Linked DNA regions of Homo sapiens: region 1 is linked to region 2. A link is an interaction called in ENCODE POLR2A ChIA-PET data of the cell type or tissue named here. Cell type or tissue: GM12878. All regions are shown on one strand. Each heading gives the region's core, and the rest is flanking DNA. Links, peaks and the distances in the headings are about the cores only.

Region 1 (14,230 bases), core at 1,395-9,394, 240 kb before region 2:
CTGGCGCGAGGATTTGGCGGCGGTTGGCCTGGCGGGGGGCGCGGGCCGGGGGCAGCCGCTAGTCGCGGGGTGGGGGGCGCGAGGGGTCGCGGACTGGCTGGGGGCGTCTCGGCGCGGCTGGCGGCGGGGCCGGCCTAAGCGCGCCCGCGCACCCATCTGCCCCCGTCCTAGGTGCCGACCAACCCCCAGGATGGCGGAAGCTCACCAGGCCGTGGCCTTCCAGTTCACGGTGACCCCAGACGGGGTCGACTTCCGGCTCAGTCGGGAGGCCCTGAAACACGTCTACCTGTCTGGGATCAACTCCTGGAAGAAACGCCTGATCCGCATCAAGGTGCGCACAGGTGCTTCTCCCAGAGCGTAGGCAGAGGCCGGCTGTCAGCTGTTAAGCGCTTTGTTAGGGTCCCTCACTGCCTCCTTGGCTGGCACTTCTGCCCGGTACAGGTTGTGGAAGTACAGACACCAGAGGGGTGCACAGGATGTGGTCGGACACAGGGAGCTGTGGGTGTGGCGGAGGAAGGAGCACAGCAGGGCATCAGGAGAGAAAGCCTTCCAGGCCAAGACCAGGAGCCAGTTCCCAAGACTTCACAGGCAGGCTAACCTCCCGCCTTCCGGCTCCATAAGGGCGCCTGTTTCTGCCCACAGAATGGCATCCTCAGGGGCGTGTACCCTGGCAGCCCCACCAGCTGGCTGGTCGTCATCATGGCAACAGTGGGTTCCTCCTTCTGCAACGTGGACATCTCCTTGGGGCTGGTCAGTTGCATCCAGAGATGCCTCCCTCAGGGGTAAGGAGTGAAACTGGAAGGGCACAGGTGCCACCAGGGAGGGCTGGGCCCAGCTCCCAAGGCTGAGGTTCCTGAGCTGGGCAGATACAGGACAGCAGCCATTGGCAGTCACGGGGCAGCCCTCCCCTATGACAACCATTGTCTTAGCCCTACATCCGCTCATTTGATGCAGTCAGACATGAGTGTGCCCAGGGAGGTTCTTCCCCTTGGTGTCTCCCCTGAGACAGTTCACAGCCACCCGAGGCTGGCCTCAAGAGGACCCCCTGCAGCCCTTGCCCCTCTCCAATAGGTGTGGCCCCTACCAGACCCCGCAGACCCGGGCACTTCTCAGCATGGCCATCTTCTCCACGGGCGTCTGGGTGACGGGCATCTTCTTCTTCCGCCAAACCCTGAAGCTGCTTCTCTGCTACCATGGGTGGATGTTTGAGATGCATGGCAAGACCAGCAACTTGACCAGGATCTGGGCTGTGAGCAGCAGCCAGTGGAGGGGTTCAGGCACCTGGGTTGAGACTCTTTGGACTCCTTTGGGGTTCTGAGCTAGACGGGAGAGGCAGACAGGGCACTGGTGCCTGGTGTGTGGTTTGTCCTGGAGGGGCTGGGATGGCTCTGAGGGTCTCAGGGAGTTGCTGGTTGGTTTCCATTTTTTCCACTGGCTCCCACCCCAGCACTCTGCTCTGTACCCCCAGATGTGTATCCGCCTTCTATCCAGCCGGCACCCTATGCTCTACAGCTTCCAGACATCTCTGCCCAAGCTTCCTGTGCCCAGGGTGTCAGCCACAATTCAGCGGGTGAGGGCCTCGCTTGGGCATCCCAGTGGGCAGGGGAGGTTGGATTCAGGAGATGTTTCCAAATATAAGGTTCTGTGCAAAGAGTGGCCTTAAGGGCTTGAGAATAATGGGGCTGGGTGAGGAGGGAGAGGTGGGAAGAGGATTAAGATAGAGGCAGCCCTTGCCATCTGGCCCCACGGTGATGATAACTGGCTGGACAGTACCTAGAGTCTGTGCGCCCCTTGTTGGATGATGAGGAATATTACCGCATGGAGTTGCTGGCCAAAGAATTCCAGGACAAGACTGCCCCCAGGCTGCAGAAATACCTGGTGCTCAAGTCATGGTGGGCAAGTAACTATGTAAGTTCCTGCCCCTGGGCTCACTGTCACCTGCCATGTGTCCTGGCTGCACCCGCCCCAGCTCTAACCTTCCACCTCCCCACAGGTGAGTGACTGGTGGGAAGAGTACATCTACCTTCGAGGCAGGAGCCCTCTCATGGTGAACAGCAACTATTATGTCATGGTATGAACTAGAGCCCCCAGGTCCCCGCACGTGCTCAGCTCTGTCCCAGCTCCAAGGCAAGGGATCTGGAGGACAGCCCAGAGCTCTAGTAGCAGCTTCCGTGGGCAAGTGGGGGTTATGGAGTGAGGCCTGAGGGAAAGGGAAGAGAGAGAGGAGATCCTAGAAGAGTCCAGAAGCAGCTTAGGGGCAATGGGGATCCTAAGGATGAGGAGAGTGGAGACCGCCAGCCTGCCACCGCTTCTCAGAGTCCCGGGGTCACTGCCCCTGCCCAGCTCGGGCTCTGTCACCTCTTTCCTTGGTTTCCTCACTGGCCTCCTGGCCATGGGTTCCCAGCTGTCCTGACACCATAACCAGGGAATTGTCTAGAACGTGTCTTGCTTTGTGTCCCTCTGCAGAGCCGGACAGCAGAATGGAGGCCAGGCTGCTGCTTTTAGAGCTCAGGAAGTCAGTCTGCCTCTGCCCCATGTAACTGGCCCTTCTGAGTCTCTGGGTCTCCCAGCCACCTGGGCTGTATGGCATGCCTCTTCTCTCCTTTCCCACGGTCCAAAGCACACTTGACTTGCCAGAGCCTACTGGAATTCTCCTCCATAAGCTGTCCTTCCAGGAACTTACACACAACTTGCCCATAGCAGAGGTTTTAAACTGCTTTTTAGTGGTAGAACCCCTTTATCAAAGCAAAAGAAGTAGAATATAAGCACATAAAATAGCTTATAAAAAGGCAGCTCGGGCCGGGTGCAGTGGCTCACGCCTGTAATCCCAGCACTTTGGGAGGCCGAGGCAGGTGGATCACAAGGTCAGGAGATCGAGAGCATCCTAACACGGTGAAACCCCGTCTCTACCAAAAATACAAAAAATTAGCCGGGCGTGGTGGTGGGCGTCTGTAGTCCCAGCTACTCGGGAGGCTGAGGCAGGCAAATGGCGTGAACCCGGGAGGTGGAGCTTGAAATGAGCCGAGATCGCACCACTGCACTCCAGCCTGGGTGACAAGAGCGAGACTCTATCTCAGAAAAATAAATAAATAAAAATTTAAAAATAAAAATAAATAAACAAATAAAAAGGAAGCTCAGAGCCAGGCGTGGTGGTGCATGACTCTAATCCCTGCAACTCAGGAGGCTGCAGCAGGAGGATCACTTAGGGCGAGTAATTTGAGGCTGCAGTGAGCCATGCTTGTTCCGCTGCACTCCAGCCTGGGCGACAGAGCAAGACCCTAACTCTAAAAAATAAAGAATAAAGCAGCTCAGGCTGAAGCTGGAGCAGAGGGTTACTGCGATCAGTTGTGCATTTCTGGAGGTTCACCCCGGCAGCATGTGCAGGATGTACTGGAAGAGGGAGACAGAACACCTCAGGCCCCCGAATAGATTGGTCCTTGGGTCAGCAAGACTCAGGTGACACCCAGACAGAGGCCCCCACCCCGCGGGCTCTGTTCCTCTGTAGGACCTTGTGCTCATCAAGAATACAGACGTGCAGGCAGCCCGCCTGGGAAACATCATCCACGCCATGATCATGTATCGCCGTAAACTGGACCGTGAAGAAATCAAGCCTGTGAGTTGCGTCAGGGTTGAAGGTGGGATGGGAGGGGAGACCTGAGTCTGAGCCATGCTGGGCCTTCCCTCAGGTGATGGCACTGGGCATAGTGCCTATGTGCTCCTACCAGATGGAGAGGATGTTCAACACCACTCGGATCCCGGGCAAGGACACAGGTAACTGAGCCCCCTCGCTGCTACCTGTGGGCCATCTGGCTGGCTCGCTGCCCTCCTGCCTGCTCATCACCAAGCGTCCCCAGTGTCTCAGGGTCCTGAAACTGTGAACAGTAGTCAATTGTGACAGATACTAGACATCCATTGTTTACAGGCATGATGCTGGCGCAGGGACCCCACAGGGCCCAGAGCAGAGCCCCTCCCCTCCGGGGCTCACTGCGCATGGTGAAGGGAGTCCTGCTGCAGCCCAAAGCTTAGGACAGACCCGGCGCTGCCATGGAGCCGGCAGAGGAGGGGAGGGGCGCACCCAGGGGTCTGGCAGAGGCAGCAGCCTTCCCTGCTTCTGACACTGTATCCTTAGGCGGTTTGCACAACCCTCTAGTGCGTCGTTTCCTCTTCTGTGAAATACTTTATAGGATTGTTGGTGTTGCGTGAGAGAGAGTGGAAGCACCCAGCACAGGGCCTGGTTTAGGACACACGGATCCCATCCAGGGGGCAGGAAGGCCCAGGCAGAGGCCGAGCAAAACAGGGTCTGCAGGGGTCACCTAGTGCATGGGAGGTGGGCCCTTCCCAGGATGTAGCTGGGGGCCCCGCCTCAGCTTGCCCGTGGCCTGTATCACAGATGTGCTACAGCACCTCTCAGACAGCCGGCACGTGGCTGTCTACCACAAGGGACGCTTCTTCAAGCTGTGGCTCTATGAGGGCGCCCGTCTGCTCAAGCCTCAGGATCTGGAGATGCAGTTCCAGAGGATCCTGGACGACCCCTCCCCACCTCAGCCTGGGGAGGAGAAGCTGGCAGCCCTCACTGCAGGAGGAAGGTATTGGCCTCTAGGAAGGGACTGTCCCCACCCTGAGTTCAGGGCTCCGTGAGGAGAGGAGCGTGGCCCTGCCTGCCACCCTGGAACTGGAGGCTGGAGGCACAACTAGGGGAGGGGCATTGGTGGTCATGGCAGCAGGACAGCCAGCATAACCTACCTCTGACGGGTGGCAGCCAGGTGAAGTGTGCAGAGGGTGGGGACACCCTCCAAAATAGCTTGGCACCCCCCACCTCCAGGCCCAGCCTGGCACACACACCCCCACCTCCAGGCGCAGCCTGGCACGCACCCCAACACCTCCAGGCCCAGCCTGGCACCCCCACATCTCCAGGTCCAGCGTGGTACCCCCCATCTCCAGGTCCAGCCTGGCACCCCACCCCCATCTCCAGGTCCAGCCAGGCCCTCAGAGGCACCCTCATCCCAAGTCCACGTGCCCACTGCTTACCCTGCCCCATGCTTCAGGGTGGAGTGGGCGCAGGCACGCCAGGCCTTCTTTAGCTCTGGAAAGAATAAGGCTGCCTTGGAGGCCATCGAGCGTGCCGCTTTCTTCGTGGCCCTGGATGAGGAATCCTACTCCTATGACCCCGAAGATGAGGCCAGCCTCAGCCTCTATGGCAAGGCCCTGCTACATGGCAACTGCTACAACAGGTACGGCAGCCCCAGCCCCACAGGTTACAGCTTAAGGTTAAAAGTTAGGGTTATGGTTAGAGGATTAAAGATAAAAGAAGGTAGGGTTATGAGCTGGGTGCAGTGGCACACACCTGTGATCCTAGCACTTTGGGGGCCAAGGCAGGTGGATCACTTGAGTGCAGGAGCTCAAGACCAGCCTGGGCAACGGAGCGAGACCCCTTCATAAAAGTAGTTAGGATTGTGATTAGTGGTTGGGTAGGGCTAGTGGCTAGGGTTAAAAGCTAGGGTTTGGGTTATAGAATAGGGTTAAAAGCCGGGCATGGTGGCAGGCACCTGTAATCCCAGCTAGTCGGAAGGCTGACGCAGGAGAAGCCCTTGAACCCGGGAGGTTATGGGAAGCTAAGATCACACCACTGCACTCCAGCCTGGGCAACAGAGCAAGATTCCATCTCAATTTAAAAAAAAAGTGAGAGAAAAAGAGAGAGAGAATAGGGTTAGTAATTAGGGTTAAAGGTTGGGGTTGCAGGTCAGGCACCTCTGGACATTCCCAGCTTTGGTTCTTCATGTGTCTACTCTTCCTGCAGGTGGTTTGACAAATCCTTCACTCTCATTTCCTTCAAGAATGGCCAGTTGGGTCTCAATGCAGAGCATGCGTGGGCAGATGCTCCCATCATTGGGCACCTCTGGGAGGTAATAGCCTTGCAGAGGGAACCTGCAGGGCAGGCTGTAGGGGATGAGGCCAGCCTCTCAGTCTCATCCTCTCCCTGCAGTTTGTCCTGGGCACAGACAGCTTCCACCTGGGCTACACGGAGACCGGGCACTGCCTGGGCAAACCGAACCCTGCGCTCGCACCTCCTACACGGCTGCAGTGGGACATTCCAAAACAGGTGGGTTGGAAGCTCCCAGAGCAGGTGTGAGACCACAAAGCAGCAGGTGGGTACAGCCCCGACGAGGCCTGAGCCTCCTCCTCCCCTGCTGGCCTCACTGCCTGGCCCAGCCCTCGGGAAGGCACAGGGCACGTCTCAGGATACCTGTAGAGTCCAAACTGGCTTCAGGGAGGACAGAGACCACCCACCGCCCCTGGGGCCATCTGTGTTTAGAGACAGCCATGAGATGGAGGAGGCACTCACAGGCCCCTGGAGCATTTTCAGCACTTCCCTCTTACCCACAAAGCTGAGCCCGGCCTCTGGGGGCTGATTCTCCCTCAGACTGTCTTTTGCGTACCCTCCTCCTGAAGATGTCTTGGCCGGCTGTGCCCTTTCTCCACCAGCTAAACGTCATGCCTCCTAGACATGACCCAGAGTCCTGCTTGGAGAGCCCTACCCTCAGCTGACCCTTCCCATGTCTTGGCAGTGCCAGGCGGTCATCGAGAGTTCCTACCAGGTGGCCAAGGCGTTGGCAGACGACGTGGAGTTGTACTGCTTCCAGTTCCTGCCCTTTGGCAAAGGCCTCATCAAGAAGTGCCGGACCAGCCCTGATGCCTTTGTGCAGATCGCGCTGCAGCTGGCTCACTTCCGGGTAGGAGCCCCGCCTCCCGCTGCTGAGAGGGCAGGGTGGTACCAGGGTCCACCTGCCAGATTCACCCCTCTGTATATCCCAGGACAGGGGTAAGTTCTGCCTGACCTATGAGGCCTCAATGACCAGAATGTTCCGGGAGGGACGGACTGAGACTGTGCGTTCCTGTACCAGCGAGTCCACAGCCTTTGTGCAGGCCATGATGGAGGGGTCCCACACAGTAAGTGTCCTCTGCCCATGTGGGGGTCACAGTCGTCGGGTGAGGTGCCCCCTCTGCCTCCTGTCTGCCTGGAGGGCCAGGGCTACTCTTCACCCCTTTACTTCTGCCCCGCAGAAAGCAGACCTGCGAGATCTCTTCCAGAAGGCTGCTAAGAAGCACCAGAATATGTACCGCCTGGCCATGACCGGGGCAGGGATCGACAGGCACCTCTTCTGCCTTTACTTGGTCTCCAAGTACCTAGGAGTCAGCTCTCCTTTCCTTGCTGAGGTCAGCACCGTTGTTGGGTGTGTCCTTTGTCCCACTGCCCTCCTACACGCAGGGCTTGGGCCATCTCATGATGGAGCACGGCCTGTTTTCCTGGCTTGCTCCCCTGAAGCTCCCTGGAGTGCTGGGCCAGCTTTCCCGCCCACACCCCACCTGGGCCTGTGGTCCTGGGACTGAGCAGGAGCAACATCCTCTTTGTGGTGTTGGTGTCCTTGTGACAGGGAACAGACAAATATATGATCTGTCAGGTGGTGACAGCACTACTGAGACTAGTGAGGCTATGTGGGGGAGAGGCAGAGCAGAGGGAGGGCTGGGCAGCTCACACAAGCCTTATGTGGCATGATGCACAGGGGACCACGGGGTGGTGGCCAGGGAGCTCCTGCACCCTCAGCAGAACCGTGTCTGGCTCAGAGTAGGTCGCAGACACCACGTGTTGGACAGGTGCTTTGGGTATGTGGCCTCTGACCAGCTGTGGCCTCCATTGCAGGTGCTCTCGGAACCCTGGCGTCTCTCCACCAGCCAGATCCCCCAATCCCAGATCCGCATGTTCGACCCAGAGCAGCACCCCAATCACCTGGGCGCTGGAGGTGGCTTTGGCCCTGTGAGTGCTCCTGAAGGGGGTGGGTGGGCAGCACCAGGGCCCTGAGGGTTTCAGTGGCGAGTGCAGGCCCTGAGGTCAGACGAGAGGCAGGAGCACCTTGCTTAGAGGAGAGCATAACCCCAGACCTGCATGGAAGCAGAATGTTAGCTATGGACTCAGGCAGCCAAGCACCTGGGACCCACCCATCCCAAATACCTCCCTGCTGAAGCATGACCGTGGTTTCCGGGGTACTGAAGCATGACTGTGGGGCTGGTTTCCAGGGTACTGGGCAGTGCACTGGGTGCTTCTGAAGTCTACTTATCCAAGAGAGTGCAGCTGTCTCCCACAGAAACCTTCACATGGGCTAGCTTGTCAGAAGGCTAGAGAACCCTCTGGAGAGAGACGGAGTGATCTAGAGAATAAGCCCCCTGAGGGAAACTGGGAGGTCCCAGATCCCTTGGCGGGGTCTGGGCAGCATTCTTTGGTTTTCACAGTTTCCTGGGGGTGGTCCTCAGGAAAAATGCAGTGTCTAGGGCTGGGGCCCGTTCCTGCAACTCTTGTGGGAAGAACAAGTACAATATCAGCTTGGCTTTCAGATCTTCAAGGTTTGATTTATGCCTTCTTCACCCTTCTTGTTGCCCTCAGGTAGCAGATGATGGCTATGGAGTTTCCTACATGATTGCAGGCGAGAACACGATCTTCTTCCACATCTCCAGCAAGTTCTCAAGCTCAGAGACGGTGAGTCTCCTGCCACAGCTCAGGCCTGAGGAAGGGGTGCCACCTGGGGCTGCCCAGGAACACAGGTGTCTTTGGCTGGGGAGGCATCCTTGCTTGTGGGAACAGAGGGGTGGGTACATATCTGAAGGTGCATCTGAACTCTTGGCTCCCACAGAACGCCCAGCGCTTTGGAAACCACATCCGCAAAGCCCTGCTGGACATTGCTGATCTTTTCCAAGTTCCCAAGGCCTACAGCTGAAGGTTGGAGAAATGCCAGCTGCCCTTTCGTCCCCACACTGTGGAGGAAGGGACCTGTGGCAGCTCACAGGCATGAGGGGTGGCCGTGCACAGGTGCCCAGGCTCCAAGGACAGCTCCGGCAGCAGGTCCTCGCTGGGCAGATGCTGCTCCCTGAGGGCCCAGGTGGTGGAGGTGGGGTTGGAGCAGGAAGGGAATTTTGATTTTTTTTTTTCTTGATAGATACTAATAAAAATAAGGCTGTGTAATTTTCTCTCAGCCCTTAGGTACCTGTGTTTTGTTTGGGAACTCGGAGGCCCTCCCCCTCCCCCAGCTCAGACCACAGAGGTGGCAAGAGAAGGGCTGAAGCTGGAAGACTGTTCATGAGGGACTTGTGTGACCTGCTTTGAAATGTGTGACTCTGCTGAGTGACGTAGGCTCTGAGATAGCTGTCCACGCCCACGTGTTTGCTTGGAATAAATACTTGCCTCAGAACCTTCACCTGTTCCCTGGGGCCATTTCTGTTTGTCTGTCTGCTGGAGAGTGAGCCCACCTCCTCCCATGCAGGGGCATGTGTGAGGCACCCCTCTTGGCTGAGGCACAACCCTGCACGGGCCCCGCAGCTTCTTGTCAGCATGGAAAGGGGCTGCAGGCCCAGGCCTGAAGTCTTGAGGCGCCAGGTGGTCATGTCTGCAAGAGGGCACGCAGGATGACCTGTAGCAACAGACACTCCTTCACTGAGGTTGGCTCGGCTGCTAAAATCATGTTAAGAGTAAATACAAAATAATTATTCTTTGTTTTTAAGGCGGAGTTTCGCTCTTGTTGCCCAGGCTGGAGTGCAGTGGCACGATCTCGACTCACTACAACCTCTGCCTCCTGGGTTCAAGCGATTCTCGTACCTCAGCTCCTGAGTAGCTGGGACAACAGGCGCCCGCCATCACGCCCGGCTAATTTTTTGTATTTTTAGTAGAGGCAGGGTTTTACCATGTTGGCCAGGCTGGTCTCGAATTCCTGACCTCAGGTGATCCACCTGCCTCAGCCTCCCAACGTGCAGGGATTATAGGTGTGAGCCACCGCACCCAGCCATAAAAAATAATTTTTATGAAAAGTATAAGTAGGCCCTCAATTACTGTAATTGAAGTGAATTAGATTCAGTTCTGGACCTTCATTTAGGAACCAGTGTCTTCATCTGTTTTTGTTTTTTTCTTTTTTTTCCCATGAGATAGGGTCTCACTATGTTGCCCAGGCTGGTCTCGAACTCCTGAGCTTAAGTGATCCTCCCACCTCGACTTTCCAAAGTGCTAGGATTTCAGGCGTGAGCCACCGTGCCCGGCCAGGAACCAGTGTCTGTTGAACACCCACCATAGACTTGGCCCTGTGCTGGGGATTCAGTGGTAAACAAGGTCCTATTCCTGCCCATGTCGAATTCACTGCTGGGTGAGGCAGGTGTGGTCAGGGGACAGAGCAGCTGGCAGGAAACCAGGAGGCTTTTGGGATAATCCACTTACCAAGTACAGGCATGGGTTGCTTAATGAAGGGGATACATTCTGAGAAGTGCATTGTTAGGCGATTTTGTTGTGCAAAGATTCTAGAGTGCATTTACACAAAGGTAGATGGTGCAGCCTACTACAGACCTGGGCTATGCTGCTTACCCTGTTGCTCCTAGGCCGCATGCCTTTACAACATGTTACCATACTGAATACTGTAGGCAACTGTAATACAATGGGAAGTCTTTGTGTATCTAAACTTGTCTAAACATAGAAAAGGTATAGTAAAAATGTTATATAAAAGATTAAAAATGGCACCCTTATGGCCAGGTGCAGTGGCTCACGCCTGTGATCCCAGCACCTTGGGAGGCCGAGGCAGGTGGATCACGAGGTCAGAAGATCGAGACCATCCTGGCTAACACGGTGAAACAGTGTCTCTACTAAACAAAATACAAAAACTAGCCAGGCATGGTGGCGGGCGCCCGTAGTCCTAGCTGCTTGGGAGGCTGAGGCAGGAGGATGGCGTGAACCCAGGAGGCGGAGCTTGCACTGAGCCAAGATGGCACCACTGCACTCCAGCCTGGGCAACAGAGCGAGACTCCGTCTCAAAAAAAAAAAAAATGGTACCCTTATATAAGACACTTATAAGACACCATGGGCTGGGCGCAGTGGCTCACGCTTGTAATCTCAGCACTTTGGGAGGCCAAGGCAGGTGGATCACAAGGTCAGGAGATCAAGACCACGGTGAAACCCTGTCTCTACTAAAAATACAAAAAATTAGCCAGGTGTGGTGGTGGGTGCTTGTAGTCCCAGCTACTGGGAGAGGCTGAGGCAGGAGAATGGCGTGAACCTGGGAGGTGGAGCTTGCAGTGAGCCAAGATCGCGCCACTGCACTCCAGCCTGGGCGACAGAGCAAGACTCCGTCTCAAAAAAAAAAAAAGAGGAAAAGTAAGTGGAGAGACAAAAGGAGAGGTGGGTGGCAATTTCAGACAGTGGCAAAAGCAAGCCTTCCTGATTGGGGTCCTTTGACCACAGGCCTGAAGGAGACGAGGAGCAAGTCATGTCCCTCATGTCCCTCATGTTCCGTACCTAAGGGCAGAGTATTCCTGGCTGAAGGAACAGCAAGAGCCAAAGCTTTGCGAGCGGTGTCTGCTGTGATGAAGGATGTGGCTAGTGTGGAGTCAGGGATGGGAAGAGCAAGCGGGGCAGCTAGATCGGGGTAACAAGGGCCTCGTAGGCCAGATTCTGGATTTTCTGAATGACGGGGGAAGCTGTTGGGCTTTGAACAGAGGGTGGCATAATCTGTCCTAATTTTAAGGGATCACTGGCTAACCAGGGTGGCGTTAGAACAAAGTAGGACGCAGTAACAGTGGAAGCAAGGAGACCCGCTGGAGAAGTGCTCCTGGTGGTGGTGGAGCTGGAAGAAATGAGCGGCTTAAACTAAGGCAGTGCCATAGGAAAGTAGAATTAAGGAGCTTGGAATGTCAAACGTAGGACTGACAAGTCTAATCAGGAGGAATCAAAGATAACTCATATTTTCTATATTGGGTGATTGGGTGATTAAATTAGGTCTTTAAATGTTGAATTTGACTTGCCTATAAGAAATAGCTGTGAAAATGTCTCAGACTCTTGAAAATATAAATGAAAAGCTAAGGAGAGATCTAGGCTCCTTCTAACAGTTTTGAAGACAGTTAAAACCTTGAAAGTGCATGAGAGGATTCCCAGGGCAGAGGCTCCTCACCTCCTTCAAGTCTTCATGAGCTATAAGAGTATGCCTCTTGGGGCCGGGCGCGGTGGCTCACACCTGTAATCCCAGCACTTTGGGAGGCCGAGGCGGGCAGATCACGAGGTCAGGAGATCGAGACCATCCTGGCTAATACAGCAAAACCCTGCCTCTACTAAAAATACAAAAATTAGCCGGGTGTGGTGGCACGTGCCTGTAGTCCCAGCTACTCAGGAGGCTGAGGCAGGAGAATCGCTTGAACCCAGGAGATGGAGGTTGCAGTGAGCTAAGATGGTGCCACTGTACTCCAGCCTGGGAGACCGAGACTCTGTCTCAAAAAAAAAAAAAAAAAAAGAGTACACCTCTGCCTGCAAAATGTTACATTCCATATCAGAGCGTTCTTCAGCTTCCAAAAGTATTTCCAGAGACCTCTACCTGTTTGGGTGCCAGTAAGCCTCCCCTGGGAAGGTGCCTGCGTTTTGGTAGTCTTCTGGGGACATCAGCTCACCCCGTCCTGAGATAGCAGTAAACAGAGTTTCCAACAAGCTAGCTTTCAATTAACATCAAAATTCAGCATTAAAGTTCTTTTATCTCATTTGTTCTGGGTTAAAATAGTGAGATGAGGAACAACAGTGGTAAACCAGGGTATAAACCTCTGGAGACTGCTGGGCATGGTAGCTCACGCCTGTAATGCCTGTGCTTTGGGAGGTCTTGAGCCCAGGAGTTCGAGACCAGCCTGGGTGGTGCAGTGAGACCCCATCTCTACAAAATTAAAAAAAAAAAATTAGCCAGGCGTGGTGGCACTTGCCTGTGGCCCCAGCTACTCTGGAGGCTGAGTTGGGAGGATTACTTGAGCCTGAGAGATTGAGGCTGCAGTGAGCCATGATTGACCCACTGCATTCCAGCCTAGGTGACAGAGCAACACCCTGTCTTAAAAAAATAAATAAACCTCTGATGACAACCCAAACCCCAATTAGTTCCCCATGTCCCATAGGTCTGCAGGTCTGCATTAATAAAAGCTAGCAGCCATAACATAAATCCTGAAACCTCATGGCTCAACCCAATAGAAGCTGGACTGTTGGTCAGATAAAATCCAGTTGGCTGAGATGAGGGCTCTGCTCCATACTGTTATTCAAGGATCTATGGTGACAGAGGCCCTGCCTTCAGCAGGTAGTACTCAAGCTGCCTTGGGCATCAACATCATAAGTACGTGGGGAGAGAAAGAGGGGGCCACCTGTGGGAGGCTTTGATGGCCTCAACCTCAAAGTGATACACAGCATTTCCCTCCACACCCTCTGGCTAAAGACTTGTATTTCAAGAGAATCTGAGAAGTAGAGTCTAGCTGTGTGTCCAGGGCGTAAAGGAAACATTTAGTGACAGTTGGTCTCAGATACACAAGGGCATGGGAAGACCAGCCTGACATCTTCCTGGGCTTCATGGCCTGGAGTTTGCAGGGTAGCCCACCTCCAGCTCCTGAGCAGGGTACTCAAGAGCCTGCACATTCCAGCTCAACTGATCTTTCCCGAGTCTTCTCTGTCCCTTACCAAGAACCCTGAGCCCAGAACACACTCGCCATTCCCCAAAGGAGGCAGGCTGAGCCACACCTTCGCCTTTGCCCTAGATGGGCCTTCTGCCTGGAATCCTGTGCCCTTTCTCCTACTCTCTCGGAAGCTGTCTTCCTTAGCCATCAGAATTATTCCTGATTCGGGCCAAGCACAGTGGCTCACACCTGTAATCCCAGCACTTTGGGAGTCCGAGGCGGGTGGATCACCTGAGGACAGGAGTTCGAGACCAGCCTGGCCAACATAGCGAAACCCGGTCTCTACTAAAAATACAAAAACTAGCTGGGCGTTGTGGCATGTGCTTGTAATCCCAGCTACTAGGGAGGCTGAGGCAGGAGAATCACTTGAACCTGGGAGGCGGAGGTTGCAGTGAGCCGAGATCGTGCCACTGCACTCCAGCCTGGGCAACAGAGCAAGACTCCGTCTCAAAAAAAAAAAAAAAGAATTATTCCCTATTCATGTTTCTCTGGGCTGCTGTAACAGAAATCGGCTCTGGGCTGTATAAGCAAATGGAAGTATGAAGAGCAGCTCACAGGTGGAAAGGGATGGCCAGAAAACCGGGTTCAACCGGGGCAGGAACCTGGCAGCTGGCGGAGGGAGTGTGGCCCAGGCAGCAGCCTCCTCAATAAACAAGCGAATGCTCACTCCTTGCCCAGAACTGTCTGGCTCAACCCCAGCCATTTTTCCTCCTCTGCAATCAGGCTGCTAAGAATC
Region 2 (16,463 bases), core at 2,768-10,767:
AGGCGGGAGGATTGCCTGAGCCCAGGTAGTTGAGGCTTCAATGAGCTATGATGTTGCCACTTCATTCCAGCCCGGGTAACAGAACAAGACCATGTCTCAAAAAAATAAAGGGACAGGCGCGGTGGCTCACACCTGTAATCCCAGCACTTTGGGAAGCCGAGGCGGGTGGATCATTTGAAGTCAGGAGATCGAGACCAGCCTGGCCAACATGGTGAAACCCGGTCTCTACTAAACATATAAAAAATTAACCAGGCGCGGTGGCGGGCGCCTGCAGTCCCAGCTACTCGGGAGGCTGAGGCAGGAGAATCACTTGAACCCGGGAGGTGAAGGTTGCAGCGAGCCAAGATCACGTCACTGCACTCCAGCCTGGGCGACAGAGCGAGTCATTTATTTCATTTAATGAAATGAAATGAAATAGGTCACATCACATCTTCCCTACCCCTAGGAGCTCTTGCCTCACAGGCTGAACGACAAAGTCCCTGCTGTTGCCCACAGGGCCCTACATGACCTGAGCTCACCTCTCCTACTCCCCTTGCTCATGGCTCCCATCCCGATGACCTCCCGCCGTTGGCTGCTGCTGTCCCTGCATCCCCGCAGGGCCTTCCTTGGTCATTGCTGTGCTTAGGAGTGGCCTCTGGGACCTTGACTGCACTGTGCCCTTCCCTGTGGGGGTTTCCCTGGTCACTGTTTCAACTCACAATCATACGCACACACCACACACCACACACACACACCACACACCACATACCACACACACTACATACCACACACACGCGACACACACACCACATACCCCCCACACACACCACACACACACCACACCCTACACACACCACACACACCCGAGACACACACCACATACCACACACACACCACATACCACACACACCACACACACCACACACACCCTACACACACACCACACACACCACATACCATACACACCACATACCACACACTCCATACCACACACACACCACATACACACCCTACACACACCACACACACCCGAGACACACACCACATACCACACACATACCACATACCACACACACCACACACACCCTCCACACACACCACACACACCACATACCATACACACCACATACCACACACTCCATACCACACACACACCACATACACACCCTACACACACACCACACGCCCTACACACACCACACACTGTACACACCACACACTGTACACACACCACATACCACACATACTACATACCACACACACCACACACACATCACACACCACACACCACACCCTAAACACACACCACACACCCTACACACACACTACATACCACACACACGCCACATAACACACACTACATACCACACACACCACACAACACACACACACTACATAACACACACACCACACACCCCACACACACACCACATACCACACACACCACACACCCCACACACACACCACACCACACACACACTACATACCACACACACACCACACACCACACACACTACATACCCCACACACCACACACACATACCCCACACACACCACACACACACCACATACCACACACACCACACACCACCACATACTATATACCACACACACAACACACACCCTACACACACCACACACTACACACCAATCACACCACACACAACACACACTCGAAACATACACCACACACCCTACACACACACCACATAACACACACTACATACCACACACACCGCACACACCATACCACACACACCACACACACACTACATACCACACACACCACACACACACCACACACACACCACACACCACATACCACACACACCACACACACAACACACACCCTATACACACCACACACTACACACACACCAATCACACACCACACACAACACACACCGTAAACACACACCACACACCCTACACACACACCACATACCACACACACACTACATACCACACGCAAGCCACACACACCACATACCACACACTACATACCACACACACCACACACACTACACCCACAACACACACCACATACCACACACAACACACACCCTACACACACCACACAATCACACAACACACACAACACACACCGTAAACACACCACACACCCTACACACACACCACATACAACACACACTACATACCACACGCACACCACACACACCACATACCACACACACACCACAAACCACACACACTACATAACACACACTACATACCACACTACATACCACACACACCACACACCACATACCACATACACCACACCACATAACACACTACATACCACACACACACACCACACACACACACCACACACCACATACCACACATACTACATACCACACACACACCACACACCCTACACACCCACCACACCCTACACACCCACACACACCACATACCACACACACTACCACACACACCACACATACCCCACATAACACACACACTACATACCACACACATCACACACCACACACCACACACACACCACACACCCTACACACACACACACCAGACACCGTACATACACACCACACACACCACATACCACACACACTACCTACCACACATACCACATAACACACACACTACACACCACACACACACCACACACCCTACACACACCACACACACCACATACTACACACACACCACATACCACACACACTACATACCACAGACACCACACACCATATACCACACATACTACATACCACACACACCACACACCACAAACACACACCACACCAAACACACACACTACATACCACACACACCACACACCCTACACACACACCGCACACACACACTACACACACCACATACCACATACACTACATAACACACACATAACACACACTACATACCACACACCACACACTCTACACACACCACACACCCTACACACACATACCACACACACCACATACCACAGACACTATATACCATACACACACCACACACCATATACCACACACACTACATATACCACACACACACCACACACCACACACACACCACACACTACACACCACAAACACACCACACACTTCACACGCACCACACATAGACACAAACACACCACACACACACACCAACACACCACACACACCCCCGACACACACTATACCCACACAGCACACACACACCTCACACATCGCACACACATACCACACACACTACATACACATGCACGCACATGCACACACACCACATACCACACACCACACACACTACACATCACACACACCACACACACCACACACATCACACCACACATACACAAACACACCACACATACCCCCCACACACACTATACCCACACAACATACACACCCTACACAGCACACACACCCACACACACCACACACATCACACACACATGCACACACCCCACACACCACACACACTACACCACACAGACCACACACACCACACACCACACATACACCACACACAGACACACCAACACACCACACACACCCCACACACACACTGTACCCAGATAGCACACATGCCCCACACAGCACACACACACCCACACACACACCATACACATCGTGCACACTCCACATACCACACACACTACATACCACACAGTACACATATACCACACCGCACACACACCACACCACATATGGCACACACACACACACCACACACACCACACACACACTATACCCACACAGCACACATACCGCACACAGCACACACACCCCCAACACACCACACATCGCACACACACTACACAGACACACAGACCCCACACACACCACACATCGCACACACTATACACACACGCACACACCCCACACACCGCACACACACCACACATCGCAGACAAACACTACACACACTACATACCACACACACCACACACGTACCGCACACACACACCCCACACACACCACACATCGCACACACACACTACACACACACACCCCCCACACAGCACACACACACCCACACACCACACATCGCAGACACACACACCACACACACATGCAGGCGCACACACACACCCCCACATACCACACACCACACATGTACCACACACACTGCACACACACCACACACACACACCAATACACCACACACATACCCCACACACACTATACCCACACAGCACACACGCACACACCCCACACACACCACACATCGCACACACACACTGTACACACAGACACACCACACACACACACACACACACACTCTCTTCATCACCACCTTCCCTGCTTGGTTTTTCCTCCTTCAAAATTGTATCACTAGTTATGGTTCAATAAAGGGACAGAGACCACACAATGATTTCAACAGGGAAAGTTTGATATAAAAATATTATCAACAAGAGGGGATTAATTATAAAGTAATGAAGTTAAGTTTGTGTTCAAGAAAGGACAGTCTAGCCTGGGCAACACAGCGAGAGCCTGTCTCTACAAAAATTTTTAAAATTAGCTGGGCATGGTGGTGCACGCCTGTAGTCCCAGCTACTCTGGAGGCTGAGGTGGGAAGATTGCCTGAGCCCTGGAGGTCGGGGCTGCAGTGAACTGTGACCACGCCACTGTACTGCAACCTGAGTGACAGAGCAAGACCCTGTCTCTAAATTAATTAATTAAAATAAAGAAGGAACAGGCCAGGTGTGGTGGCTTACACCTATAATCCCAGCAATTTGGGAGGCTGAGGCAAGAGGATCACTTGAGGCCAGGAGTTTGAGACCAGCCAGGACAATACGGTGAGACCCAGTCTCTAAAAAAAAATTTTTCTCTACTAAAAACACAAAAATTAGCTGGGCATGGTGATGCACGACTGTAGTCCCAGCTACTTGGGAGGCTGAGGCAGGAGAATCACTTGAACCCGCGAGTGGAGGGTGCAGTGAGCTGAGATCGCGCCTTCGCACTCCAGCCTGGGCAACAAGAGCGAAACTCCATCTCAAAATAAAATAAAATAAAATAATGACCCTGCTGATAAAAGTTGGAGAAGACCTAAATAAGTTGACAGACATGTCATATTTTTGGTTAAAATTGGTTTAAAAATTCAGGCTGGACGCGGTGACTCACACCTGTAATCCCAGCACTTTGGGAAGCCGAGGTGGGTGGATCATGAGGTCAGGAGATCGAGACCATCCTGGCTAACATGGTGAAACCGCGTCTCTACTAAAAATACAAAAACAAAATTAGCCGGGCATGGTGGCAGGCGTCTGTAATCCCAGCTACTCAGGAGGCTGAGGTGGGAGAATGGCGTGAACCCAGGAGGCAGAGCTTGCAGTGAACCAAGATTGTGTCACTGCACTCCAGCCTGGACGATAGAGCAAGACTCTGTCTCAAAAAGAAAAAAAACATTCAACATTGTGGCTGGGTGCAGTGGCTCACGCCTGTAATCTCAGCACTTTGGGAGGCCAAGGCAGGCGGATCACGAGGTCAGGAGCTCGAGACCAGCCCGGCCCACATGGTGAAACCTCATCTCTACTAAAAATACAAAAAAATTAGTCGGGCGTGGTGGCAGGTGCCTGTAGTCCCAGATACTGGGGAGGCTGAGGCAGGAGAACGGCGTGAACTCAGGAGGTGGAGTTTGCAGTGAGCCAAGATTGCGCCACTGCTCTCAAGCCTGGGTGACAGAGCGAGACTCCATCTCAAAAAAAAAAAAAAATTAGTTGGGTGTGGTGGTGCGCACCTGTAGTCTCACCTACTCGGGAGGCTGAGGCAGGAGAATCACCTGAACCCAGGAGGTGGAAGTTGCAGTGTGCCGAGATTGGACCACTGCACTCCAGCCTGGCGACAGAGTGAGACTTCGTCTCAAAAACAAAACAAAACAAAACAAAACAAAAAACAAGGGCCAGATGCGGTGGCTGTCACCTGTAATCCCAGCACTTTGGGAGGCCGAGGCGGGCAGATCACAAGGTCAGTTTGAGACCAGTCTGGCCAATATGGTGAAACCCCGTCACTACTAAAAATACAAAAATTATGGCTGGGCGCGGTGGCTCACACCTGTAATCCCAGCACTTTGGGAGGCCAAGGCAGGTGGATCACCAGGTGAGGAGATCAAAACCACCCTGGCTAACACGGTGAAAACCCATCTCTACTAAAAAAAAAAAAAAAAAAAAAAAAAATTAGCCGGGTGTTGTGGCGGGCACCTGTAGTCCCAGCTACTCAGGAGGCTGATGCAGCAGAATCGCTTGAACCTGGGAGGCGGAGGTTGTGGTGAGCCGAGATTGCGCCACTGCACTCCAGCCTGGGCGACAGAGCGAGACCCTGTCTCAAAAATAAAAACAACTCAACATTGTTAAGATAGCAATTCTCCCCCAAATTGATCTGTGGATCCAATGTAATCTCTGGCAAAATCTCAGCAGGTGTTTTTTATTTGTTTGTTTGTTTTTTGACACAGAGTCTCACTCTGTTGCCCAGGCTGGAGTGCAGTTGGTGCGATCTTGCCTCCTGGGTTCAAGCGATTCTCCTGCCTCAGTCTCCTAAGTAGCTGGGACTACAGGCACGCGACACCACACCCAGCTAATTTTTTGCATTTTTAGTAGAGACAGAGTTTCACCATGTTTGCCAGGCTGGTCTTGAACTCCTGAGCTCAAGTGAGCCACCCACCTTGGCCTCCCAAAGTGCTAGGATTATAGGCGTGAGCCACCGCACCTGGCTTCAGCAGGTGTTTTTGTTGGTGGTGGAAATTGACAAGCTAATACTGAAATCTGTATAGATATGCAAATGATCAAAATTGTGGGCGGCAAGCCACCCAGGTGCCAAGGCAAGAGACCAAAGAAACAAGCTGTTCCAGTATAATAAAGGAAACATATACGACGAGAAGCTATACTAGAAATAGATTATATATATGATTATATATGAATATTACTAATTATTAGCTTATAGCATTACTCTTTAATCCAATATTATAATAATCTTTGTTCTACAAGTATAACCTAGGAAAAACCAGGCCATACAGAGATAGGAGCTGAAGGGACACGGTGAGAAGTGACCAGAAGACAAGAGGGTGAGCCTCTGTCACGCCCGGACAGGGCCTCTAGAGGACTCCTTGGTCTAGCGGTAACGCCAGAGCCTGGGAAGGCACCTGTTACTCAGCGGACCAGGAAAAGGAGTTAGAGAAGACTCTGCTCCACCACCTCTTGTGGAAGGCCTGACATCAGTCAGGCCCGCCCGCAGCCATCCGGAGGCCTAAACGTCTCTGTGATGCTGTGCTTCAGCGGTCACGCTCCTAGTCCACTTTCATGTTCCGCCCTGTACACCTGGCTCCGCCTTCTAGATAGCAGTAGCAAAGTTAGTGAAAGTATTAAAGTATTTGATCTCTCCAAGAAATACATAAAAGAAATAATGACGTTACCTGTCCTCTCTCTCTCTCCACCTTGGCTACCAAATAGGGAAGGGCCCCCTGGCCCATGGACACGTGACTCGCGTGACCTTACCTATCATTGGAGACAACCCACACTCCTTACCCTGCCCTCTTGCCTTGTAAACAATAAATAACGGTGCTGCCAGGCATTCAGGGCCACTACCGGTCTCCATGTCTTGGTGGTAGTGGTCCCCAGGGCCCAGCTGTCTTTTCTTCTATCTCTTTGTCTTGCGTCTTTATTTCTACGATCTCTCGTCTCCACACACAAAAAGAAAAACCAACAGGCCCTGTAGGGCTGGACCCTACACAAAATAGTCAAAACAATTTTGAAAAAGAGCAAAGCTGGGGCCAGGCGCGGTGGCTCATGACTGTAATCCCAGCACTTTGGGAGGCCGAGGTGGGCGGATCACGAGGTCAGGAGATCGAGACCATCCTGGCTAACACGGTGAAACCTGTTTCTACTAAAAACAAAAATTAGCCGGGCGTGGTGGCAGGCGCCTGTAGTCCCAGGTACTCAGGAGGCTGAGGCAGGAGAATGGCGTGAACCCGGGAGGCGGAGCTTGCAGTGAGCCAAGATTGTGCCACTGCACTCTAGCCTGGGCGACAGAGCGAGACTCCGTCTCAAAAAAAAAAAAAAAGAAAAAGAACAAAGCTGGAGGACTTACACTACGTGATCTCAAAACTTACTACAAAGCTAGAATAATGAAGACAGGACAGAATTAGTATAAGGAAAAGCATATAGATCAAGGGAACAGAATAGAGAATTAAAAAAAACCCTCACAATTATCATCGATTGATTTTTTTAACAGAAGTGCTAAGTTTATTTATTTATTTATTTAGAGATGAGGTCTCACTCTGTTACCCAGGCTGGAGTGCACTGGTGCGATCACAGCTCACTACAGTCTCCACCTCCTGGGCTTAGGTGATCCTCCTGCTTCAGCCTCCCAAGTAGCTGAACCACCACACCTCGCTCCTAAGTCAATTTTATGGGAAAACAATATATTTTCAACAAATGGTATTGGAAAAACTGATTATCTATATAAAAAAAGAATTTAGGACTGGTTGTGGTGGCTCAGGCCTGTAATCCCAGCCCATGGGGAGGCAGAGGCGGGTGGATCACGACGTCAAGAGATCAAGACCATCCTGGCCAACATGGTGAAACCCCGTCTCTACTAAAAATACAAAAATTAGCTGGGCGTGGTGGTGCGTGCCTGTAGTACCCACTACTTGGGAGGCTAAGGCAGGAGAATCGCTTGAACCCAAGAGGTGGAGGCTGCAGTGAGCCAAGATCACGCCATTGCACTTCAGCCTGGTGACAGAGCGAGACTCCATCTCAAAAAAAAAAAAAAAAGGATTTAAACCTTATCTCCTTATCTCATACCATACACAAAAATTAATTCAAAGTGAATCACAGACCTAAATATAAGAGCTAAAAATCTTCTAGAAGAGGCTAGGCGCAGTGGCTCACGCCTGTAATCCCAGCACTTTGGGAGGCTGAGACAGGCGGATCACGAGGTCAGGAGATCAAGACCATCCTGGCTAACACAGTGAAACCCCGCTTCTACTAAAAATACAAAAAATTAACCAGGTGTGGTGGTGGGCACCTGTACTCCCAGCTACTCAGGAGGCTGAGGCAGAAGAATGGGGGGGTGAACCTGGGAGGCGGAGCTTGCAGTGAGCCAAGATTGCACCACTGCACTCCAGTCTGGGCAACAGAGCAAGACTCCATCTCAAAAAAAAAAAAAATCTTCTAGAAGAAACATAAAAAGTATTATTTGACTTAGGACCTTAGGTTAAGACATTTCTTAGATATGACACCAAAACCATAATCCATGAAAGAAAATGGTACATTAGATTTCATCAGAATTATAATATTTGATCTTCAAAAGATGCCATTAAGAAACATAAAAGATACCTGGGTGTGGTGGCATGCACCTGTAATCCCAGCACTTTGGGAGGCTGAGGTAGGAAGATTGCTTGAGCCCAGGAGTTCAAGACCAGCCTGGGCAACATGGCAAAACCCTGTCTCTCCAAAATAAATAAAATAAAATAAAATAGGGCCGGATGCAATGGCTCACGCCTGTAATCCCAGCACTTTGAGAGGCCAAGGCGGGTGGATCACAAGGTCAGGAGTTCAAGACCAGCCTGGCCAATATGGTGAAACCCCGTCTCTACTAAAAATACAAAATTATCCAGGAATGGTAGCATGCATCTGTAATCCCAGCTACTCGGGAGGCTGAGGCAGGAGAATTGCTTGAACTCGGGAGGCAGAGGTTGCAGTGAGCTGAGATCACATAATTGCATTCCATCCAGTCTAGGTGACATAAGCGAGACTCTGTCTCAAAAAAAGAAGTTAAAAAAAATAGGCAAAAAAGCTGCATAAACATTTTTTTAAAGAAGCTAACACAAATGACTTAGGAGCACATAAGATGCTCAACACCATTAATCATCAGGGAAATGCCAAACTCGCCCACAAGAAAGTACCACTGCAGACCCCCTCGAACGGCTGGAACAATAATACTAAGCGTTGGGGAGGATGTGGAGAACTGGAACCTTTATACATTCCTAGTGGAAATGTAAAACTGTTCGGAAAAGTTTGATAATTTCTCCAACATTTGAATATAAACTTACCATACAGCCCAATACTTTCACTCCTACATATCTATGCCAAAAAAATGGAAACGTGTGTCCACACCGAGACTTGTACACAAATGTCACAGCAGCATGAGTCATAATAAGCAAACACTGGAAATAATCCAAATGTCCTTCAAATGGTAAATGGACACGAAAACATCATATAAAATACTATTCACGAAAGGAATGAACTACTGGTACATGCAACAACATGCATGACCTCAAAAACATAACGTGAGGCACAAGAAACCAGGCAGAATAAACTAGATCGTCCATGCAGTAGTTTCCGGTTGCTGCTGACACAGGTCCCCACACACGTCATGGCTTACAACCACACGCATTTATTACCTTACAGTCCTGGAGCTCACAAATCTGAGATGAGTCTTATGGGACGAAAATCCAGATGTTGGCTTCCTCTGGGAAGCTCCAGGGAAAATCTATGTCCTTGCCTTTTCCAGCTTGTCCTGCATCCCTTGGTTTAGTGTCTTCCTCCATCTTCAAAGCCAGCAACTGACCATCTTCCAGGTTCTTTTTCTCAGATCCCAGCACCACATTGACTTCTCTGACTCTAAGCCTCCTCTCTTTCTTTTTTTCTTTTTTCTTTTCTTTTTTTTTTTTTTTTTTTTTTGAGACGGAGTCTTGCTCTGTTGCCCAAGGCTGGAGTGCAGTGGCGCGATCTCGGCTCACTGCAAGCTCCGCCTCCTGGGCTCACGCCATTCTCCTGTCTCAGCCTCCAGAGTAGCTGGGATAAGGGTGCCTGCCACCACGCCCGGCTTTTTTTTTTTTTTTTTGGTATTTTTAGTAGAGACAGGGTTTCACTGTGTTAGCCAGGATGGTCTCAATCTCTCCTGACCTCATGATCCGCCCGCCTTGGCCTCCCAAAGTGCTGGGACTACAGGCATGAGCCACCGCGCCCGGCTCTCTCTCTGTTTTTTTTTCGTTTCTTTTCTTTTTTTTGAGACAGAGCCTCAGTATGTCGCCCAGGCTGGAGTGCAATGGCGCAACCTCAGCTCACTGCAACCTCTGCCTCCTGGGTTCAAGCGATTCTCGTACCTCAGCCTCCCGAGTAGCTGGGATTACAAGTGCCCGCTACCACGCCTGGCTAATTTCTGTATTTTTAGTAGAGACGGTGTTTCACTGTGTTAGCCAGGATGGTCTCGATCTCCTTATCTCATGATCTGCCCGCCTCGACCTCCCAAAGTGCTGGGATTACAGGCGTGAGCCACCATACCCGGCCAACTACTTTTAATTATGTACAAATTAAGGTGCAAGTTATTCAGAAAGTTTTAGAAAAAGGTCGTTAACTTTGGGGTGGTTATCATGGGAAGCGGCAGTAACTTGTGGGTGTTGCCATGGCAATGGTAAACAGAGATGGCACTGGTGGGCATGTCTCATGGAGCGGTGCTTTTGCCTCTTCCCAGTTTCAGCCAGCTTTTTTTTTTTTTTTTTTTTTTTGAGACAGAGTCTCCCTCTGTCGCCCAGGCTGGAGTGCAGTGGTGCGATCTCAGCTCATTGCAACCTCCGCCTCCTGGGTTCAAGTGATTCTCCTGCCTCAGCCTCCCGAGTAGCTGAGACTACAGGCACCAGCCACCACACCCGGCTAATTTTCTGTACTTTTAGTAGAGATGAGGTTTCACCGTGTTAGCCAGGATGGTCTCGATCTGCTGATCTGCTCGCCTTTTCGGCCTCCCAAAGTGTTAGGATTACAGGCGTGAGCCACCGCGCCCGGCCTTCAGCCAGTCTTTAATCTGGTCTGGAATAAAGTTCTGCCTCCTACCTCAAAATCAGAGTACATCTTACAATGATGGCATGCAATAACCACAGGGGAAAAAAATGCTCAAGACCATTAGTAATCAGGGAAATGCAAATCAAAACCACAAGAATACCCAGGCACGGTGGCACATGCCTGTAGTTACAGCTACTTGGGAGGCCAATGAAGGAGGATCCCTTGAGCCCAGGAGTTCCAGGCTGCAGTGAGCTATGATGACATCACTGAACTTCAGCCTGGGTGATAGGATGAGATCTCTTCTCTATAAAATAAACAAAATTTTAAAAATCACAAGATACCACTACCCACTCATTGGCTGGCTACAATGAAGACGCTTGGCAACACCAAATGTTGGGAAGGATGTGGAGCAAAGGAAACATAAACTGTTGGTAGGAATGTTTCCATTTTCTTTTTTTATCTTTTTTTGAGACAAAGTCTCGCTCTGTCACACAGGCTGGAGTGCAGTGGCTTGATCTCGGCTCACTGCAACCTCCACCTCCCAGGTTCAAGCGATCTCATGCCTTAGCCTCCTGAGTAGCTAGGATCACAGGTGACCGCCACCATGCCTGGCTAATTTTTGTATTTTTTAGTAGAGACAGGTTTTCACCATGTCGGCCAGGTTGGTCTCAAACTCCTGACCTCAGGTGATCCACTAGCCTCAGCCTCCCAAAGTGCTGGGATTACAGGCATGAGCCACCTCGCCTGGCCTGGTAGGAATGTTTTTAAATGTATGGCTGCTTTGGGGAAAGCTAAACATATACCCAGGTTATGCCTCAGCAATTTGGTTTCTATGCACGCCCAAGAGAAATGAAAATGAGCCCAGGCAGCACGAGACCCCATCTCCACAAAAACGAACAAAAAATAAAAATAAAAAAATAATGGGGTATGGCGGCGTGTGCCTGTAGCCTCAGCTACCTAGGAGACTGAGTGGCAGGATAGCTTGAGCCAGGAGATCGAGGCTGCAGTGAGCTGCAATGGGCCACTGCACTCCATCCTGGGAGAGAGTGAGACCTTTCCTCTAAAAATAAAAATAAAAGCTATACAGTCGGGCCTGGCATAGTGGCTCACGCCTGTAATCTCAACACTTTGGGAGGCCGAGGCGGGCAGATCACCTGAGCTCAGGAGTTCGAGACCAGCCTGGCCAAAATGGTGAAACCGTTTCTACCAAAAATACAGAAATTAGCCTGGCGTGGTGGTGCACGCCTGTAATTCCAGCTACTCGGGAGGCTGAGGCAGGAGAATCGCTCGAACCCAGTAGGCAGAGGTTGCAGTGAGCCAAGACCATGCCATTGCACTCCTGCCTGGGCAACAAGAGCAACATTCTGTCTCAAAAAAAACAACAGAAACAAACAAACAAAAAACAATACGGCCATGTGCTACTCAACGGTGAAGCTATGTCCTGAGAAATGTGTCATTAGGCGATTTTGTTATGTGACAAACCTAGATGGGACAGCCTACCCCACACCTAGGCCAGATGATCCGAACAACACGTGGTAATCTTTTATTTTTTTATTTTTGAGATGGAGTCTCACTCTGTCGCCCAGGCTGGAGTGCAATGGCGACATCTCAGCTCACTGCAAGCTTCGCCTCCGGGGTTCAAACGATTCTCCTGCCTCAGCCTCCCCAATAGCTGGGGTTACGGCGCTCGCCAGCCACCACGCCCGGCTAATTTTTGTATTTTCAGTAGAGACAGGGTTTCACCAGGTTGGTCTCGATTTCCTGGATTCGTGATCCGCCACCCCACCTCGGCCTCCCAAAGCGGTGAGATTACAGGCGTGAGCCACCGCGTCTGGCCAACACGTGGTAATCTGAAGGGACCACCACAGTATATGCGGCCCGCCTTCCACGGAAACGTCATGAGGCCCACGACTCAAAGGCGTGCCTCATTAAGTTACCGACAGCCCCAAACTCGCCCTTCCACGCCGGGCCTCAAGGTGCTCTGTGGACCACAGCGGGGCCCGGGGCCCTCGCGAGGGAGGGAAGAGTTCGCTCCAGGTCCCCGCGATTCCCCCGGAAAGTGAAACTGCAGAGGTGTTGCGTGGACACCCGCGGTCAGACACGACCCCAGGCCGCGCGGGCCCCAGAGGAAGCGAGCGCGAGTCCGCGGTGGTGGCTGGGCGCTCAGTGAGGACGCCATTCCGCCACGAAAACGCCCGCGACGCCGCTGGCCCCTGCGCGGTGGGGCGAGGTAGGCTGGCCGGACCTGCGAAGCCCGACGAGCCCGGCGCCGGCTGGCTGCAGCTTGCTCTGCCTCCCTGGCCTGGCCCCGAGGCTCCCGCGAGCCGGGATCCGCGAACACCGGGGCCGAACCGACTCTCTCGGGCCTCAGACGGCGTGGACCCTGGAAGGCCCCAGTTCGGCCGCTTCCCCGGAAGTCCCCCAGTGGGCTCCGGCCGCTCTGGCCCGCGCGCGTCCGGCTCGCTGGTGCCCTGGGCGGCGCCCGGCCGCTGGCGCTTCTCGGGCGCTAGGGGGCGCGCGGCCGCGCGGGAGCCGCACTGGGCCGCGGCGGCCGCTCGACTGTTCTGAGGAGCGGCCCGGACGCGCGCCGCCCCCGCCCGCGTTTCCCCGGCAACCCGCGGCCGCCGCCATGGACGCGCTGTTGGGCACAGGGCCTCGCCGGGCTCGCGGCTGCCTGGGCGCGGCTGGACCCACGTCTTCAGGTCGCGCGGCGCGGACCCCGGCGGCGCCCTGGGCGCGCTTCTCCGCCTGGCTGGAGTGTGTGTGCGTGGTCACCTTCGACCTGGAGCTGGGCCAGGCGCTGGAGGTGAGCGGGCGCGAGCGCGGGCGCGGGCGGGTGGGCAGGGCTGCGCCTCTCGGGGCCAGTCCCGCCTCGCTTGGGGCCCTCGGCCGCCCCGCACTCTCCCTGGCCTTCGGCCGCCGCCTCCTGGAGGGGCCTCTTCTCCGGGCTCCAGAAGCGCTCCCCAGGCCGAGGAGGGAAGGCGAGCTGCTCGGAGTCGGATCTTGTCTTCACATTGGGATGGAGCATTTTGCATAACCTAAGTGGTACTCTTTCGATTTTTCCCAGTAAATGTCTCACATCTCCCCCCTCCATTCCCCACCGGAGCAGTGACACCTTCATCCCCTCAGTGGCTCCCGCCAGAGTCCCGGGCTTACCCTCCGCTCCGCATCCCATCTCTGGGCATAGGCGAGGCTGACGGCTCCTTCTGCAACAAAGGTCTCGGATCCGTTCCTTTGCTGCCATCACTGATGTCATCCCCACCCCAGCTGCACCCCAGAGTTCAACCTTTGTGGCTCTCCTGCTTAAAACCCTGCAGCGCCTCCTTGTTCACCTAGCATCAGATCCAGACCCCATGGGCCCCGTCCCTCCACCTGCGTCTTGTGGTGTTCTTGCTCGTGGGGGTCTGTTCATCGGCTGTGCCCATGGGCTTTCGATGTGGTCTTTCTGCTGCCTGCAGGCCTCCACTCACCTACCCACACAGGCAGCCTCCTTTCCTCCAGGGAGGCCCCGCAGGATGATCTTCTCTGTGTCCTGTGTAACACACACCAGGGAGCTGACCAGCACAGGGGAGGCCCACCTGCAGATGGAGGGAGGCTTCCCCGCGCTGGCGCAAGGAACCTCGTGAGGGGTAGTGAGCTCTCTATTACCGCAGGTGTCCAAGATCAGGCCAAATCATCATCATCAGGAAAGCCAGGCAGCGCGTCTCTGTGGTTGGGAGATGCTTTCTAAGGCCCTGCTGAACTCCAAGAGGCCATGAGAAGCATATAGTCTTCTAAACAGAAAAGCATTAACTCTAGCACTCTCTGGAGCCCCTCCCACCACACACGGTCCCCAGCAGGTGCACAGCCTCAAACAGCATCACTGGGTGGGGGCTGAGTACCAAGAAGTGTGGTGACCTGCCCAGGGTTGAAAACCTTTCTTAGTTCAATACTGTTGCCCAGATTGTTCCCCACAAAATCACAAAAGAAGTTAAGAGGTTCCTGGCCGGACGCGGTGACTCATGCCTGTAATCCCAGCACTTTGAGAGGCCGAGGCAGGCAGATCACAAGGTCAGCAGTTTGAGACCATCCTGGCCAACATGGTGAAACCACATCTCCACTAAAAATACAGAAATTAGCCGGGCGAGGTGGCACACTCCTGTAGTCCTAGCTACTCGGGAGACTGAGGAGGAGAATGGCTTGAACCCGGGAGGGGGAGGTTGCAGTGAGCAGAGATTGCACCATTGCGCTCCAGCTTGGGCGACAAAGTGAGACTCCATCTCAAAAAAAAAAAAAAAAAAAAAGGAGGTTCCTCTGTTCCTTAAGACATTCTCGTGTTATTTTCTAAAACCCATTCGGAAAGTTATTTCTGAGCTGTTGAAGGCTGTGTGTGCTTGGACTCCTGAGCTTTTGCTGGGGATGCTCAGCTCGGACTAGGGGCATGGTCAGCTGGCAGAGTGTTGGGGACCCAGGTCCATGAGCGAAACCCTCCATAGCAATGATCTGGGCACCTGCAGATCACTGAGTCTGTGCAGAAACCTGGCAGTGGATCCACCGGGGCCTGAGCACATGACTCTTGCCTTTCCTCCCTCACCTGGAAGTCACAGGGAAGATCGAGGTCGTTTTAGTCACTTACAGACTTAGGGAGCACCCACTGTGCAACTCAGTCACAGCTCAGCCCAGCTAAGCACTGCAAAGCCCCAGGACTGTGCTTGGTTCTGCGATATGGAAGGAAGACTCTAGTTGGGATGCATGCAGCTCAGAGGAAGGAATGGGCTTA

Evidence for each region. ChIA-PET counts read pairs that join two places held together with the same protein. Peaks named below come from ENCODE experiments on the same cell type or tissue, not always from the same donor. Only the 100,000 strongest peaks of a DNase experiment are listed, where the experiment ranks them.
Region 1: POLR2A ChIA-PET joins it to region 2 with 5 read pairs; 4 of 35 experiments call an interaction of 5 or more read pairs at or near these places.

The regions. Positions count from the first base shown.
Region 1 is chr22:50,563,876-50,578,105 of GRCh38, reverse strand. CPT1B (carnitine palmitoyltransferase 1B) reads left to right here. Exons shown (of 20, transcript NM_152246.3): 2 at 172-331; 3 at 643-782; 4 at 1,072-1,249; 5 at 1,469-1,570; 6 at 1,771-1,908; 7 at 1,994-2,071; 8 at 3,506-3,613; 9 at 3,687-3,771; 10 at 4,391-4,586; 11 at 5,046-5,231; 12 at 5,798-5,903; 13 at 5,984-6,100; 14 at 6,567-6,731; 15 at 6,814-6,948; 5 more. The coding sequence starts at 191. The coding sequence ends at 8,768. It overlaps CHKB-CPT1B (CHKB-CPT1B readthrough (NMD candidate)), which reads left to right. Exons shown (of 30, transcript NR_027928.2): 12 at 172-331; 13 at 643-782; 14 at 1,072-1,249; 15 at 1,469-1,570; 16 at 1,771-1,908; 17 at 1,994-2,071; 18 at 3,506-3,613; 19 at 3,687-3,771; 20 at 4,391-4,586; 21 at 5,046-5,231; 22 at 5,798-5,903; 23 at 5,984-6,100; 24 at 6,567-6,731; 25 at 6,819-6,948; 5 more. It overlaps LOC107985568 (a long non-coding RNA gene), which reads right to left. Exons shown (of 2, transcript XR_001755606.3): 2 at 8,963-9,499. Among named protein-coding and RNA genes, the nearest start is that of CPT1B, 7.4 kb to the left of the region's middle. RefSeq lists silencers at 108-187, 1,672-1,966 and enhancers at 1,672-1,966, 7,872-7,941. In GM12878, for the core only: a CTCF peak has its summit at 1,827; no DNase peak of the experiment used is centred there.
Region 2 is chr22:50,324,859-50,341,321 of GRCh38, reverse strand. DENND6B (DENN domain containing 6B) reads left to right here and starts at 14,310. Exons shown (of 20, transcript NM_001001794.4): 1 at 14,310-14,510. The coding sequence starts at 14,334. It also overlaps a transcript of PPP6R2 not described here. RefSeq lists enhancers at 470-519, 7,101-7,230 and silencers at 8,839-9,028, 13,922-14,561. In GM12878, for the core only: no CTCF peak of the experiment used is centred there; no DNase peak of the experiment used is centred there; H3K4me3 peaks cover 389 bases; H3K27ac peaks cover 750 bases.